3 separate regions of the Homo sapiens genome follow, and regions 2 and 3 are each linked to region 1. A link is an interaction called in ENCODE POLR2A ChIA-PET data of the cell type or tissue named here. Cell type or tissue: MCF 10A. All regions are shown on one strand. Links, peaks and the distances in the headings refer to the core of each region. The heading gives the core; the rest is flanking DNA.

The links. ChIA-PET counts read pairs that join two places held together with the same protein. Peaks named below come from ENCODE experiments on the same cell type or tissue, not always from the same donor. Only the 100,000 strongest peaks of a DNase experiment are listed, where the experiment ranks them.
Region 2: POLR2A ChIA-PET joins it to region 1 with 10 read pairs; 2 of 35 experiments call an interaction of 5 or more read pairs at or near these places.
Region 3: POLR2A ChIA-PET joins it to region 1 with 34 read pairs; 2 of 35 experiments call an interaction of 5 or more read pairs at or near these places.

Annotation. Positions count from the first base shown.
Region 1 is chr10:88,471,421-88,477,457 of GRCh38, forward strand. The region is part of intron 4 of RNLS (renalase, FAD dependent amine oxidase); the gene reads right to left. Among named protein-coding and RNA genes, the nearest start is that of RNLS, 110 kb to the right of the region's middle. In MCF 10A, for the core only: a CTCF peak has its summit at 1,331; a DNase peak (open chromatin) is centred at 3,261.
Region 2 is chr10:88,523,243-88,529,279 of GRCh38, forward strand. The region is part of intron 4 of RNLS (renalase, FAD dependent amine oxidase); the gene reads right to left. Among named protein-coding and RNA genes, the nearest start is that of RNLS, 57 kb to the right of the region's middle. In MCF 10A, for the core only: no CTCF peak of the experiment used is centred there; a DNase peak (open chromatin) is centred at 2,729.
Region 3 is chr10:88,538,203-88,544,239 of GRCh38, forward strand. The region is part of intron 4 of RNLS (renalase, FAD dependent amine oxidase); the gene reads right to left. Among named protein-coding and RNA genes, the nearest start is that of RNLS, 42 kb to the right of the region's middle. In MCF 10A, for the core only: no CTCF peak of the experiment used is centred there; no DNase peak of the experiment used is centred there.

The sequences.
Region 1 (6,037 bases), core at 999-4,998:
TTTTCCAGTGGGCACTCTCACCAGCAATGGGTGCTGCTTGCTGGCTACCTTTTGGGGAAGGCAAAGTAAGGGGAAGGGATTTTATCAGTCTCTGGAAGAATGTATAGAGTACTGTAAGGCGAAAAGAGAGGGCCATTCTGTGGAGAGGTGTCACGAGTTCCCAAGGCCACTTTCAGGCTTGATGATTCATGAGAAGAACTTACAGGCTTCAGAAAAGCTGTTAAATTCACAGGGTATCGTTTACTATAGTGAAAGGACGCAGATTAAAATTAGCAAAGGAAAGGGAGAAGGTACATGTTTGGAAGTCCAGAAGAAACCAGGTGCAAGGTTTTTGTGGTCCCCTCCCCATGGAGTCTCATGGGGATGTGTCTAATTCTCCCAGCAACAATGTATGACAACACATGCTCAATGTTGCCAACCAGAAAGGCTCACATGAGCCTTGGTGTCCAGAGTTGTTATTGGAGATCAGCAATATAGGCCCCTTAACTGACCTCAGCTACTGAGATTCCAGCCTCCCCCTACCTAAAAGAAAAAAAAAAGTCTTCACCATAAATCACATCGTCAGGATAAATTTATCTGTACAGCATGGTCCAAGGCCTCAGGCATACAAAAAGACTCTTATCTGGAAGAATATTTCAAGAGCTCAGAGGTTAATTCCCAGGAGCTGACCAAGGGCTAGTCCTGAAGGCAGGCATTTCTTTGAAATGTGCAGGATTTGAATAACCCAGGCCTGCTGAGTTAACCCCTTCCTTCCTGCCCAGGGCTGGGAAGGGGATGGCATAAGCAAAGCAGTGAGAAGGAGGTGTATAAAGCACAATTAGGGACAAGAGTGGGATCTGGTATTTTAAAGAGAAGAAGAGAAGGAAATTAAGGGGAAAAGTAGGTTGAGTCAAATCATGAAGAGTCTTAAATACAGATAAGCACAGGTTTGAGGAAGATTAATCTGGTAGTGGTTTTAAAGATGAGTTGAAGTCAAAAGAGTCTGGAGCCTGGGGAACCTGTTAACAAGCCCGAGACAGGAGGTGCTAAAGCAGCACGATAGGCATGAAAATGGAAGGGATCTGCCCAAACAAGACTTCAAGAGTTGCCGAAAATAGGTGGACAAAGGTGAGGGGAAGGAAAAGGTAAGAATTTCCTAGGAATATAAGCTTCTGTGGTTATAGGTAAAAGCCTCTGTTGACAGGAATAAAGCTGTTAGTACAGCCACATTCATATATTCATATAGTCACATTCATATATTCAACAACTATTTATTAGAGGCTTATTAAGTACCAAACTATTTGTCTTCATAGTGTGTTCCATGAACTACAGGCACCCCATCACCTGGGGGAGCTTGTTGACAAAGCATTTCACTCTTCCCAAGAGCTACTGAATTCAAGTCTCTAGCACAGGGTTTGGAAATCTACATTTTTAACAAGCACTCAGATACTCTTATCACCCACAAAGTCTGAAATTCTCTGTTAATTATGGGTCCCAGAAAATCGTCTATGTTGGGAATTTAACTAGTCATGCATAACTTAACCGTGAGGATATGTTCTAAGAAATATAAGGCAATTTTGTTGTTTTGCAAACATCATAGAGTGTACTAACACAAACCTTGATGAACAGTCTACTACACACCTAGGCTAGGTGATACAGCCTATTGCTCCTAGGCTACAAACCTGTACAGCATGTTACTGTACTGAATACTGTAGGCAACTGTAGCAAAATGGTATTTGTGTATCTAAACACAGGTAAAAATAGAAAAGGTACAGTAAAAATATCGTAGGATAATCTTATAGGACCACTGACGTATATGTGATCTGGTGTTGACTGAAACACCATTATGTGGCACATGACTGTATATCTCAAACGGTGAAAATAGGAAGAAGAAAAATGGCATAAAGAAAGATCCTTTTTTTCCTACCAGCAACTCAAGATGAGAGTTTGTCTTGCATGATATGTGTTTCAAATGTAGGCACTTGGGTGAAGCAGAAACTACCATTTTATTTTTCTGGGTAGTAAAACACACACACACACACACACAAATATGGCACACAGGCCTTGATGTTATAAAATGATGGTTAAACTTTGGAGACTTGAGTCATGTTCAAGTGTACAGTCCAGGTATGCAATCTATGATTATGAAAAGCACAGCCCTTCTTTACCAAGCATGACAAGGTCTTTGCCTAGTACAACCCATGACTGCTACAAAAAATATATACCATGCATTTATTTTAGAAAGAAGCACATTAAGAAGACGTCTTTAAATATAGAAAGTAGAAAATCTTATTTAAATTTGGGCAACCCTTTAGACCTTAGAATGTTTATAAAGGAGATTTTTTAAAAATGAAGTTTCAGAGGAAGGAAACATTGCAATTGACAGGTCAGGGCTCAGTGTATAAGACTAATTAAATAAAAAGCCATATATATATATTTTTCTCTCCTCTCTTCTTCACCAAGCTTCTCTCTTTCCTCCTTCTTTTCCTTTCATAAATGAGTCTTTTCTGCTCCTGGTTGTCAGTGCAGAAGACAGCATGTTCCAGAATATGCAGCTTTCCTTGTTTAATACAATGTTGATGGTTTCTTTCATTAAATTTTAGCATCCTTGTGAAAATCTGGCAAATACTATGATACATGCTATCTCCATTAAATGTATTAAAATAACATTCAATCAGGAAATTAGTTAAGTATTCTCTAAATAAATTATATTTGAGATGCTGCATATAAAATATGGTAATTGTGGGAGCAAATCAAATTATACATAATATTTTAATGTTCTGTTAGATGAAGTTGAATTGAGCAGAAAAAAAAACAACCTTTAGAGCCAGACAGATCTCAGTTTGATTTATGGCTCCAGATTCAGGGAAGTTATTTAGGCTTTCTGAATCCATTATTAAATTCTCATCCATTATCATTGTTTCTGAATGGGGCATAATTGGCATTTGAGGCAGGAGAATTCTTTGTTGCGTGAGGTATTTCTCAGCATTGCATGGCAGTTCCCACACCTATGTCCCTCCTTCTTCTAGCAATTAAATGCTAGCAGCATTCCCACCTCCAGTATTCCCACAACCAAATACCTGGACAAATTTGCAAATGCCCTGTAGGAAGGCGGTGACTCTCCTAGTTCACAGCAAGTGTATTAAATGGATTATAATAATACCTCTTCAAGTTGGAAGGCTTAAATGAGAACATTTTCCTGGCACTTTTGAGTAAACAAAAAGGTAGTTAAGAAAATGTGTTGAGGTCAGTCAGACCTGGGCTCTGTTCCAGCCCTGTCAATAGTGTCTCTGTGTAGCAAATTGCTTAATCTAAACCTGAGCATCTCATCTATAAAATTACAATAGGTGTAATACCTGACTCAGAGGATTATTTGAGGATTCAATGAAGTAACATATGCCAAGCTCTAAGCACTGATCCTGGTGCAGTCAGCTCTTAGTCAAGTTGGCTATAGTTGCTGCCTCATTATTAAGGCCAGACTCCTGAGACTGGGGAAAAGCAGGTAGCAAAGAAATATGATGCCTTGTTTGAGAAGTTTTACAAAAACAGGATATAAAAAGTAGTTGGAGAAAGTAGTCAGCTCCCCCCGGCAACAAGATAGTGGACTGCCATGTATGTTTGAAGGCAGAGGGAAAGTAGACACTGGCGAAACTGAGGCTGAGATCCAAGAAGATAGAAAGGTGACAATGTGAGATGTAATGAAGAAGTCAGGAGGCTTGGGCACACAGGGCGACAGGGCAGCCCTGGCATTCACTGTGGCTTTTCCAAGTATGAAGCTGTTTTTACACATTTGTAGAGTTAGCCCAATTTCATTGGGATTTTCACCTGCTCCACACTTTATTAGTGCCTCACACTAAAAGTGATGGCCAGCAACCAACCGAGCCGCTTTAATGTTATCAAACTCAAGAGAAAGGCATCTGGAACTGAGTGTTCTGGCTAAAAATAAGGAAGCCCAATCTAGTTTGAAATGAAGCAATCTTCTCCCTAAAAATTCTTCCTGGGGCTAGATCTTAGCCTCAGAGCCCTGAAATCTAATAGCAATTTAAGGAACACTTTTTCATTTTCTTCGAGTACATTTTCAATGATCTTTTTAACCCTCAGTTGTCCTTTCTTTTCTTCTAACTTCTATTAGCAGCATTAAAAAACCTTTTCTTTTCGGATTCATTCCAATGTCCTTTCAGTCTCTAATCTCACCTTCCTATGTCAAGAGGTATTTTGCAACACAATTATTTTCCTTCCTAAAAACTGCAGCTGTTCCCTCTACACTCTCTGTGAGGATCCAGAGATCACAGGAAAAACATGGTCTCTGGCTTTTGGGGGGTGGGACTTTGTGTCTTCTTGAGCATTTGGTCAGCCTTTTAAAATTTTTAATTAAGAAAATACAAAATCCATGAAATTAGAAAAATAGTAACATTGATTACAATGGTAATATTGCAGGCTGCATTTCAAAAATTAAAAAATTAAGGGGAAAAATCAAGTTTTAAAAATGATAGTCCTATTCTAAAGCTGCATAGGAAGCAACTGAAAAGTTAAAAATAGCAGAAAAATACTAACTCTTTAGGTAAAGGATCCTCTACAGGACATTACTCTTTGGAGATGTTCTATAAATCCAGGGGTTTATGATTCAGGAGACTCTTCTTACCCTGCCTTCACTTGGAGGTTCACAATGCAGATCCTGGGAGTCCAGAAGACAATAACTTACATGATTTATTTTATATCAGTCCCTTCCAAACCTATCTAAGGAACGGATGTGCTTTTTATGGAATGCCTATTAAAATCTCACAGAACAAATTAATATGTTGAAGAAACAGGATTTACATTTTGTTTTTGTTTTGGTGGTTGTTACTGTTTTTCATTTTCTTAAACTTCTAATGCATTGATGACTTAGATTTTTGTTAAATACAAAAATCATATATTTGGATGTCATGACAATAGCAAATTACTACAGAAGTTTCTAATCACTTTTCAATATCTAATCCATTGTAAACTAATTACACATAGTTTGCTGATGGGCACTGGTCCATGGACCACACCAAGGAGCTATTCTTTTATCCATGCTGTATACCCTTTAATCTTGATGCATATTATGAGGACGGGGACAACAGAGTAAATAAAAAGCTTTTCCCTCTAAAAAGTAGAATAATGGGTACATGACTTATTGAAAAGCAACATTCCTTTATCTTATTCATCAAAGGCACTTTATACACAAACAATCTTGTAATATTTCAAAGCAGAAGTCAGGACAAAATATAAACTACCTCACTAAGTTGATGTTTTAAAAGAACACATGGTCAACAGGAAGCCCCTTTCCCAAAAATATATGTATTTAGCAATAATAAAACAATGGTCAAATTCTTTTCATTATCTCTTTTTAAAAAACCTTCATGAAAGGGTTGAGAGGTAGTTCAGAAGGGCCTGTTTTCCACTCTTCATTTAGCAGGGTGCTGATGTTCATAAAACATGCAAACCCAAACAGCAAAGTCAATGTTGTTCTTATGCAACAAGGCCTGCTGAATTCAAATTTAATTAAATTTATTTAAACAGAGATAAGCTTGTAAATGCTTTATGCTGTGCAGTTTTGCCACAAAAAGTAAGAAAGCGATAATAGTGTGGCCTTTTTTTTTCAAGCAGTTGATCTGCTATATTATAAATGAAACTCAAATTCTTGGATTAACCCAAAACAAGAGTAATTCAAGCAAATTATATTTTTGTATCAATATCATTAAATAATAGATACTATCTATTATTAGAACAAGAACTGGAAAATGGTACAGTGTGACTAAGCTAACAATAACCATTCAAAGACTGTTCCATGTGTACATCTGCCCTATGGAGAAAGTGCAAAGTGCTGATATTCAGGACTTGCTCACAGAAAAACTGACGAAGGAACAACAAAGCAGGTGCCTTGATGGTATGAGCAAGATGATAAGGATGATGGTGAAGTTAGGGATGAAGGTGACAATGGGATGTCAGTTATGATGGTGATGACCGGGATGACAGGGAAGGAGAGAAAGATGGTGAAGACAGAGATAATGATGATGGGGATGACAGCGATGGT
Region 2 (6,037 bases), core at 985-4,984, 52 kb after region 1:
TAAAATAATGCTATTGGTTAGCTATAAGTCTGCTTTCCATGCATCCCACTGTGCCATTCAGAAAATAACTGGATTGTATATTTGCAGGCAAGTGTAAAAGGACACTCTACTTTCTATTATTCCAAAAAGCTGAGCATTTATAGACTTTTTGAAAATATGTTACATACTTTCTGAAAGGAATTATTCAAATGTCAGTTTAAGCCTATAAAGCAATACAACTAGATGGCATTTATTATTATTCCACTTCACTTCCTTTCTCCTTTAGGAGCAAGGGATCGCTTTACATCAGGTTCCAAGCTCAGAAACATTTGGCTACAGTCCTTTCTAATCTTTGAGTCAGAAATTACAAAGAACAAAACAAAAGATGATTCTCTCCCATCTCTTTCATGTATTCCAAATTCTCACTGAAATCCAGGAAAGAGTTATTACAGTGTTTTGGTTGGATATTCAGTTTTAAAAAGAAGCCAAAGAAAGTCCTTTGTAGATACTGTATAGAAATGCAGAACCTAGCTGGGATTCTCAAGGCAAGCGTGGTTTCAGAATCACCTGCATAGGAGCCGCATCACTACTCAATTTATAAATTCACTCCTTCCTCCCTTACCATTGAGCCAGGACAATAAGGAAAATGAGTGGCAGGTCCATACCTCTGCCGACCTACATCTTCCTGGTACATGGATTTTCCACAAGGATCACTGTCACTCAGCTGTAACATTGAACAATATTATATCTGGTTAAACATCAGCTTCCTGGAATGTACTGTTGACTGTGCTAAACTTGCAATAATTTCTGTTTGGCTTTGGCCCTTGTTTCTATCACAGCTTTTTGAACTCTATCTTCTCGTAATTTTTGACCACACATCATTCCTTAAAACTGATTATATTAAAAAAAAAAGCTCTTTAGGTTTCCTGGCTCTATCCTCTTTCCCTGGCTATAGGCAGTGCCCCCTGATGGCTTCCTGGGCCCTGCTTGTCTATCCTGTTCTGTAACAGCAATAGAACCACTGGCGCCTTCCAACCTCAATTGGTCAGCTTCATGTATATATTGTGACGTTAAAAAGGTTTTCATTTATTTGGAGCCCAATTCAGCAACAGACAACTTATTTACCTCAGCATCTAGCATAATATAGTAAGCACAGTATGGTATAGTATATAGTAGGTTCTTAACATTTGTTGAGTATATGTATGAATGAATGAAAGAAATCCTGACCTGCACCATAGTCATGCTACTAAAGTGATTTTGTTTTAGAGACTAGACATGCTGTGCAAAATAACTTAACTCTGTTATCTATATTTCCAGGCAATTGTAAAATAATCCTATTTTCTATTAGCTATTTAAATTAATTAAAATTAAACAAAATTTAACATTCAGTTCTTCAGTTATACTAACCACATTTCAACAGCTAAACAGCCACATGTGCCTATGTCTACCATGTCAGACAGTGCAGATATAGAACATTTCCAGGATCACATAAAGTTCTATTCAACAGTACTAGATTCGACCACTTTCTCATTTGTCCATATAAATACTGGTCCTTTATATACTCTTCTGTCAAATACTGGCTGTATCTAACCTTTCCGTATTCTTCAAGTACTAAAACTCCTTGCCTTAATCCAAAATAAAATCACGCTTCAGCTTATTTTCCCAGTCTGGCAACCTAATGGCAAGGATCATTTAAACTCCATGTATGCCATATATATATATATATGGCACACACATACATATATATATATATATATATATATATATATATATATATACACACACACACATACTATGTACCCACAAAAATTAAAATAAATAAATAAATAAACTGCAGCAAGGAGAAACTTTAGTTGCTCAAGTTATCTGGAGCATAAAATACATTGTATTCTTGGTGTGTTTGTGTGTATGTGTGTGTATAAGAGACACTTAAACCAAACATTTAATACCATAATTAATTACTTCATTCTATACCCTATCCCATACAAATCCTGATCATCACTAATATGAAATATATTCTATGGAACACGAGAGAACCTGTAACTTCACATTTTTTCACTAATATAAACTTTCTTCATATTTATAAAGGCACTGGGAAAGCCCTATTTAACTGCGTGTAGAGCATCTAAGTAATGAAATAGTTCAGATGAAAGAATCTATAGCAATGCAGAAGGCCATTCAATGCTAAGGGAAGGTGTTTAAGCAGAAAGCAGGTTTTTAGCAGACCTCATTTTTATTTTTAATTTTATTTATTTTTGTTAATATGGAACTATGTTTACAAATAGTGCTGCAGAAACTTGCAATGGCTTCCTGGGCCCTGCGTATGTAGTAGTGCAGTTACTACATACGCAAACACTTACTGGTATTCAAACTAATCCTGTGCTGAAAGAAGAGATCCTCATATCTTCCAGACCACAGTATCTTAGTAAATTAGATATTGTGATTTGTTATTAAGATCTTACAAATAGATATTCACCCACAAAGGAGAATAATTCAGGTCAAGTAGGTGGTAAAGAATATTACTTTTTATTTATTTGACTAGAGTATTGCTGTGGGGTACAACTAGGCTAATAAAAACATTGTATGTTCTGGTACATTTCTGTATTTATAACATTAAATCACAGTTTTATCAGACACTAGAGATTATCATACCTCCCAGTAATAGCACAAATATGAATTAGCTGCCCAGGTCTCCTCAGCCCCTTAGGAAATCATGATATGACTCACTAAAAAAACTGGCCGAATGCCCACAGAAGCCAATCAACTTTTGTGGGATGAGGTGAAGTCCAAGTGACTTTGCTTACCAAGGTGCAATGAATCCAGCAAAGCTGCAACTTAACTCTTGTTTAAACCTACTTCATCTTCACAATCTTACAGTGGCCATAGCATCTCAACTACTGCAAATAAAAATCAAAAACAGACTCTGCCAAGTAGGTCTTTTGATTTTATAAAAAAGATCAAAAGAGTCAGAGCAATCAGTGCAGCAAATGGTCACCTTGAGAAAAATATAGCAAATCTTTAACACATTTAGAAATCATACTAGATGAATTTATGCAAAAAATCAGAATTGCAGAGCCTCTGCCCTGAATGATAAAGAAGTTAGGAACTTTCAATTAAGCATGAAGAATTAAGCATTGTGTTTATTTACGCTTCCTTATTTCCTACTAAAATGACAATAAAAACTGAATAAATCTAAAAGGACAAACAAAACCTGAGAAGACACAACAGCAGACAAAACAGCAACAAAATTTTGGAAGCTGGACAGGCACGCTAGCTCAGGTCTGTAATCCCAACACTTTGGGAGGCTGAGGTGGGAGGATCACTTGAGGCCAGGAGTTCAAGACAAACCTGGGCAACATAGGGAGGCCCTACCTCTACAAAAAAATTTAAAAACGTAGCCAGGCATAGTGGTTCATGCCTGTAGTCCTAGCTACTCAGGAGGCTGAGGCATATAGATCAACTTGAGCTCAGGAGTTTGAGGTTACAGTGAGCTGGAATCACGCCACTGCACTCCAGTCTGGGTGACAGAGCAAGACTCTGTCTCAAAAAAAAAAAAAATCTGGAAGCTACTGAATAGTAGAAAAGATAACTGCCCTTCACTAAAGAAAGCTCAATTCTAAGTTTGCAAAGGAGGTTAGCAGTGGGAAACCAGTAAAGCCGCAGAACTGCAGAAATGTTAAGGAACTGGAGGCACCAGGTGTCTCTGGAGGCACCAGGTGTCTCTGGAGGCAGAGGTGAGGGGTAGAAAAGAAAAAAAAAGAGGGCAGTTAAGTACTTGGGTTCTAGGGATCTGCATATTTCTTCCTCCCTCCTTTACAATCAGAAGACTTCTCAACCTCATCAAGGCAGAAGACTGGAAGTTTATTCTCTGAAGGTGCAGAATCATGTAGGTGTACAAATCTGTGTGGGTCACTCTCCTTCACTTAACTAGGGAATTAAGTGAAAGTCTACAGACATAATGGAGAGGCACTCTCGCCTCCCCAGCTTCATTTTGCCAGACCTTCAGCTTCTCCCTACACCAGCAACCTTCCCCATCCCCAGGCAGAACACTAAAGGTCTATCTCTGAGAAACTGGCCTGTTTATGAGAAAGGCCTAAAGATATTAACATTTGGGAGCAGGACCCTCACATAGTTTCTCCAGTTTTTATCTTTACCAGGGACATTGGCTGAAGGTGAGTGAGGGATAAAATCCAAGCCCTGCTCCACTTACCAAGCCCTGTGCCCTGGGGAGGGGCTTTGTTAGGCCAGGGGGAGGGGCTACCTTTTTCTAATTAGCATAAAGGCACCAACTGATAAACAACTCACATGCCTCATGGGATATCTTTTTCTATTTCATACAATGGAGCCATATAGATTAATTGTAATTCTATTGAGAGGTCCCCCTTGAAATGGTCGAAATCTTTCCTGATTTTCCTTGGTGAAATGTGCCAGTCCACAGGCAATCCCTCTTCCCCCCACATATACACAAATACATAGAGCTTCCAGTTGGCATTTTAGTTGTGCACCTTTAAAATACGAATGGACAGCCAAGGGTCACCCATTATGAAGAAAATCTGCAACACCAAAAGGAAAAAGACTCAACTAAGCCAAAAAAGGAATTGAAAGAAAAGAAAGATAAAACTTGAAAAAAAAATAAAATCTGGGAAAAAAGTTTGTTATCCTCAGAGAGATAAGATAGTGCATCCAGAAAATAAGAAAGGACACTACAATAAAAATAAAAAAAAATCATAAAAGAAAATTCAGCAGAAGGTTTGAAAGATAATATGGAAGAAATCTAAATGGTAGTACTAAAAAACAGAAAAGTAGAAAATAGAGAAGAGTTAATAAAATGTGAGACTGAGTGAACAAAAAATATTCAGAAAAGAAAAGAAAATGAAGGATATACATATATGCATATATTGGCACAGGGCTACAAAATTTCAGAAGATATGAATAAAAAGAAGAATCTAAAAGCTTCCAGGAAGAAAAAAAAGAAGTTAGAAAAGGGCTAAGACATCAGAATGATGCCACATTTTTAGCAGTAAAACTAGAAGGTGGAAGACAACAAATCAGTATCTTTAGAAATCTAAGAGGAAATCATACTTAGAATTCTTGCTTAGTCAAATTACAACTCAAGTAGGAGAAAGATAGGCCTGTGTGGAAAATGTATGTCCTATGTACTTATTAGGAAGCTGCAAAAGGATGTACTTTACCCAAACAAGGGGATAAAGAAAGAAAGCAGGAAACAGGATACAACATAGGGAAGAGGTGATGAGAATGCCCTGGATGATAATGAAAGATGTGAGCTCTGAGGCAGATCTAGAGATAAACTAGTCCTGAGAGTAGTAAGAGAAAGGACAGGGCTGGGCATGGTGGCTCACTCCTCTGTAATCCCAGCACTTTGGGAGGCCGAGGCGGGCGGATCACTTGAGGCCAGGAGTTCAAGACTAGCCTGGCTAACGTGGTGAAACCTCTTCTCTACTAAAAATACAAATTACAAAAATTAGCTGGGCATGGTGGCACATGCCTGTAATCCCAGCTACTCAGGAGGTTAAGTCAGGAGAATTGCTTGAACCCAGGAGGCGGAGGTTGCAGTGAGCCAAGACCGCACCACTGCACTCCAGCCTGGGTGACAGTGCAAGACTCCGTCTCAAAAAAAAAAAAAAAAAAGGACAGAACTAAGAAGTAATGTCTCCAGAAAAATCCATCAATCAATCAATAGAATATCTAATGTGGTTAACTGGATTGAAAGAATGTTTTTAGTTGTGCCAACAATTTGGCTATAAATTAATGCTAGGAATGTCCTCAAAATTCCTAATATCCCATGCATCTGGAAGGAACAGAAGGCACTGTTATTTGAGTGGATTGGGAAAGGATGTAGAAATATTTCTTCCTTACTCTTTATACTTCCATTAGGATAATTTTCTCTAAAAAATCTCCATCCCTCCTCCCACTCCTCAGTCCTCTACAGATGTGAATTTAGGAGAGAGGGAGGCACTTGAAGGAGGAACAGGGTATGCAAAATCCAGCGTCTTCCTCTATTTCTAGAGGAAACCTCAAGTTTGATCTGCTTCTCCCT
Region 3 (6,037 bases), core at 985-4,984, 67 kb after region 1:
GTGACTCCCACAAATACATGAAAGTGTCTGGCATGCACATAAGGGAAGATTGACTCTTAGCCCAGAAGTTCCCTGATTTTGAAATGCATGTGCTAAGAAAGAACCTTATTTAGAAGAGATGACCAGAACAGCTGCACTTTGTCGTCAGAATCAAATCCACAAGTATTCTAAGACTTCAAAAAATACAACAAACAATGTGACCTCATTAACCCTTAGAAAAGACATTTCTGCCACTGTTGTATCTGATCACCATTTATCTCCCCTCAAAATCTCTTGCAATGCCTGTCTTCAGAGATTCTTCCAGAAAAGCGTAAAAGTAAAACTTGAAAGAAATAATAAAATACTCCTTAATTCCTAGTGATAATACCAGTGAAATCTGATTTTATTTTTCTTTTCTTAGTAAGTTTTCAGCATGTTCCATTGCAGTTTAATCTTATGAGGGCCTAATTATGGATTGAGGCATTTAAGGCAATAAGAAAACAATAGAAAAATTAAGGAAGATTTAGGAGATGGTTTTAGACCTTATTCTACCATTTCCTTTCTTTCAGTTTTCCACCCTATGAAATTTATTTAAGAAAATGTATATGGCTGCTGACTTGGGCTACGGAAGGAAGTTATAACATCTACTTGATGGAAAACATTTAATGTAAAAGTTACTAGCCCCATTTAATTATTTGGAATCACTTCTCCCCAACAGGAGGTGGCCAAATAGGGTGTCTCCCAGATTTATGACTTCATTTTGTTTTCTGCTTCCATAAACAATATTAAGAGTCCCTCTTTAATGGGGTGACACATTCTGTGCCCACCAGAAAACATAATCTCTAAATCATAGTGAACATAAACTGTAGTTTTAAGAGATTTGGAAACTGTTTCTAAAAGACTAAGGAAGATGGACAATGGATAAATTAATCCGCAAATTCAGGCAATTTTAGAGAGGGAGAATAAAAGACCTTCAGAATAGCAGTTTTATTATCTGCATAACTAGGCAAGTCTACATTGTACTTTGTGTGCATATATCTTCTTGTTGAATAACAACACTGCTTTACAGTTTAAAATGTTTACAGTTTACAAGTTACTTTCACATATAGTATGCACATATAATATCACATATTGAAAATACTAAAAATTGGAGGGGTAGAACTAGATCAATTAAGATGACAAAGGAGAATGCAGAAAATAATAGCATAAATTTTAATCCAGAAGCATTTTAGAGACAGAATACAAATTCGTCACACTTTAAAGAACAGAACCCAGATACTTGGCATTAAACTTTTCCATGGGACACCAAGCTGCTACAGAGGCTCCCAGTTTGGCCTATTTTCTTGGTAGCCCCATAGTCACTTGAGTATGAGCTCCATATAGCAAGGATGCTACCTATTTTTCCACCACATATTTATCCATAGCATCTCATGCAGCCTCTGGAACCACAGTTATCCCTCAGTACATCTGTGTTATGAATCAATCTCTGTAAATATCTAACTTACTTTTTAACATGGGATATCTAATACTTTCTTGAGTCTGATTTCAGGTTCATGATTTTAGAGTCAATATAACATATTAAAGTGAAATCACATAAAAGAAACATTTATACAAGTCAATCTGTATTTATTTTTAAATATCCATCAAGATAATTTATCAAATATCATTCATGATCTAATTTTTCAATATTCACCTTTATTTGTTCCATCAATAGATTTTTCACCACAGTCTACATACAAGATACTATGCTATCACTTTAATACTACAGCCCGTAAACTAACAAAAGTTGAGTTAGATACCACCTTCACCAAAATAATGGCAATATAATTCAAATATAAAAGTTATATTGTGGTAAAAAGTATCTCAAATAATTCTCTGGTTTTCGAAATGTATGTATTTTCTATTTTGTGACCTTGTTAACACATTTTTATAACTAAAGGATATAGTTTCTAAAAATGCCTGTGGAACAACTGCAATATGCTACGCTATCATGCAAAATTACAAGATCACGTATTCCTCCAAAGGCCAAAGACAAGCATTTCATAAGCTATTAGAACAGCAACTGTATTCAGCTGTAAAAAAGTAAAACTTTCTTAAAGTAAAACAAGGCATCCACTACTTCACCCTTGGAGATGTGACTATAAAAGTATTATAATTTTTCAACAAAGGTAATAATTAACACATCCAGATGATTATGCTATTTCAAAAGTGTTACTATTTTACCCAAGTTGTTACTATTATAACTATTTTGAAAGTCCCCTTCTGGAATTACTTTTAGAGAATGCAGCTTAATCGGTTGACTATCTGAAAGCAAAGCAAATATTTTCCCTTTGAAAGTGCAAAATAGTTCTGGAAGAGTCAATAATTATTCAGGCCATGACAAGTGAAGTAGGTGTGTATCACAAAGAATGTGTGGCTACAACAGCAATTTGAAGAATTTTTCCAGAGTGGCTTCAAGTTCCCAAATCTATTCTTACATTTGTAATAAATGTCAAATAATCTTTTTAAAGAATTGTGGAATAAGTGTACTTTTCCAGAGAAACTCTCTCAAGGACAACATACATTTTTAAGAAATTATAAATAATTTAAAAACCAAGCCTCATTACTTTACAGGCATGCCACATATAGTAGCATATTTTTTCACACATCAAATCTAGATTAGGCAATGTGTATCATAATTTACTACAAAGAAAGATAATTTGCTACCCTCAATCAAAAACTGAGTTGTGGAAACTCCAGGTTTCGATGTCACCATGATCAGAGTCACATTTTGTTATATTATGGTCATCATAAGTCCCTCCTTACTGCCAAAAAAAAAAAAAAAGTACATTTCTTAACTAGCTTGAAACTAAAATTCTAAAATATGGTTTATGTAAAAAATGTCAACTTCTACCAGTTCTCACCCTTGAGAAGTCTCTGTTAAAAATGCAGCCTGACCATTTCTGTTATATAGAAAGGAAAGATTTAAACTTTATGAGCAGTTTCAGAATGGAACATAAATCAATATAAAAACTGAATTCTTTAAAAGTTTTCTAAGTTCCAATGACAAGTTTAATACTTTTGTCTAAACAACACTATTTAGATAACGATCGAAAGGAACGACATATCTGTGTACGTGTCTTAACTCCTTTTCACTACTATGTAAGTCATTTACTTCATGTTGATTTTGGCAGATCCTGGCTTTTCACAATGAAAACAGATACTTGGCCATGATCTGAAATTAAATGCTGAAACAGGATCAAACATACTCTTGAATATCCACATATCCTTTTTTATTAATACGTAGTATGTTATGCAAATGACCTACAGTGTCTGACACATTCAACCCCTTTGGCCTTTGACAAGTAGCAACAAAATAAGAAGCACATGAACCTCTCTAGACTGTTCCAAGAATTAGTCTTGAGAACACATTGTACTAAGAATCAGGAAATCAGGGTGAAAAGATTATGTTTTCAAAAGAAAATAATCGTAACTTCTTTAGCTGTAGAAGACAGTTGACTCTACCAATGGCTCCTTCTTTAGCCTTAAAATTGGAATATATGTATTCTTGTCTGGGTCTGGGTCAAATTGACCCTTGAGGCAAAGAGAAATATCCTGGTTGTGCCCCTCTGGGTCAGTGTAGGATACAAACAAGGACTTCCTGCCTTTGAAGTTTATTTGAGGGTTCTTTATAGTGGAGGGAGCCTAGGAAGGTGATGTGTCTGTCTGGTGAGCATAGGGCATGAGGAACTAGGGAGCTGGGAAAGATGAGGATATTAAATGGAACCCTCCACAGCACAGGCCAAGGACATGATGAGGTATTTCTGGGGGAGAAGGAGAGAGATAAAAGACGCCTTTGCATTTTCCTTGGAGGACCAGTTATATGACTGTAAGAGCCCCTTTCCACTGAGTTTCTGTTTAATTATATCTCTTGTTTTAAGATAGATCCCTGTGATATAAAAACTTCAAGTTATAGTGAATGAAAAGCTATCATATCAGAATAATCCAGGCCCCTCTCTAAATCGTTGAACCTCACATCTCAGAATCAGCTCTGAGGGCCTGACTGTGAGGCTAGATTCAAGCATGATTACTCCATGCTGCGTGCACAGGAGTTTTGGTGAAAAAAGAATGAAGTCCAGGGAGTCAGCACGTGACTGGGAATGAGAAGCACAGATTTCCCTTTTTGGTTCTGTTGTACTCTCATTAAGTGCACTTGAAAAAATATACCCTTGTTTGTCTTTGTTTTATCTAAAAAGACAACGTGTACATCTTCTAGATGGGGGAGCACATTCACAATTCCAGCACAAACTTTTTCTGTCAATGGGCAGCCATACTTGGTGTGACACTGGTGACCTCACAGTGAGGCTTGTCCATGTCACAGAAAAGGTTAAATGATTAATTTGCCAGATTCGATTGCTAGGAAGAGATGGGACAATTCCAGTCAGTATAAATCAGCTAAGCATTTAGAAACTATTATCAGGAGCACTAGACAGCACTGCATGATCTTCTGCAAACCACAAGTGATGTCAAAGCTGCAAGGCTGCCGAACTGCCAGGGCTGAAGCACCGATAATAGATGCTAAAATTACTGCTGAAGAAGCATATTTGATTACAAAGGGCCCCTAGAGCAGTAAAGCACTTGGAAGCCTTCCCTCCGAGTTTTACAAGAAATAAGATAAGCAGCATCTCCAACTGTAATCACAAAATATAATAAAAAATGCTCCAGGTTCTCATGAGACATACAAGTGTATTTTCCTTGAATGATTTAAAACCATTATTTTCCTAACACACAACAATGAGGACAAAGTTACCAGTAAACTGAGGCAACCTCTAGTTGGTAACACAGACAACTCCATGAGGAGTTTTTGTTTTTGTTTTTCAGTATGCTTTAAAAAGAGGTGGGCTTATTTAAATTGACCTCAACCTATGCATTCCCACCTTTCTACTCTTTCCCCTTGTTCTCAAGCCTCAAATCTTAAAGGATTACTACAGAATCCTTTCTGCTCAGTAGTTTCCAGCCTAATTCCTCATGCTATTTGCTGATCTGATATTGCTGCCAGCCTCTTTCCTCTGCCGCACTATGACTCCATCCTCTCCCCAGCCCCCATTTTCATCCACAGCTCCCAGTGTTCCCATCCTAGGTTCTGCCTGTTTGTGAAGGAGAAAGTTGAGGCAGTGATAACTGTCAGGAACAACCAAACACCAACATACAAAGAAATTTGCTCCAATATTTTTTAAAGTTCTAAAATTGGTTATCAAGCAATTCCCCCATCTTTTTCAGTAACTTCTTAACTGCTACTTTATATTTTCTTGTTATATGTTTTACAATTTAGATGAACCAATGGGCTGTCTAGTTGTGAAAGTTTAATCTGATTAAAAAAGACACATAGGAAATGAATTAAAGTTTCAAGAAAATGTTTCAGGAAGAGCAAACCTAAAATACACAAAGACAATTATTTAACAGAAACAATCCATTAAAAGGTACTAAGTACACACAAAAAAACTTCGTATGTCTCAAAATAAAATCAACCATAATAAAATGCAAGACATGCCAAATGCAAAGATTCTGAATGCATTAAAATGACAACAGAGGGCATCTTTGACCAGTGGGTTCCTACAAGTTAGTCACTAAAAACCAGTTTGTAAAATAGGTCTTGAGATTTGAATCCTCAAATAAAATATATATTATTTGCTTTGTTTGAGACAGCATAAGGGTTTTGGATAGAATTGTGAGATCTTAGTAATCTGACTACAGAGAAAACACTATATTCAAAATAGAAAATCTATTTTCTGTTAAGTCTGAAAAATCCAAGGCACAGCAGTTTAGGTCTGTAGAGCCAGATGGCCTAGGAAGGAACCCTCGCTCAGGCTCAGTCACTTATAAGCTCTGTGACTTTGGGCAAGCTACTTACCTTTTCCATACTTAAGTTCATCAGGTAAATGGGATTATAATGTGAGGACTAGTACAAGAATTAAATTAGCTAATATATTTAAAACACCTTGAAGAGGATCTGGTGGATAGTAAGCACTGTTTAACTGTTAGCTATTCTTTTTGTTACTCCTTTCTCCTTTTCATTCAG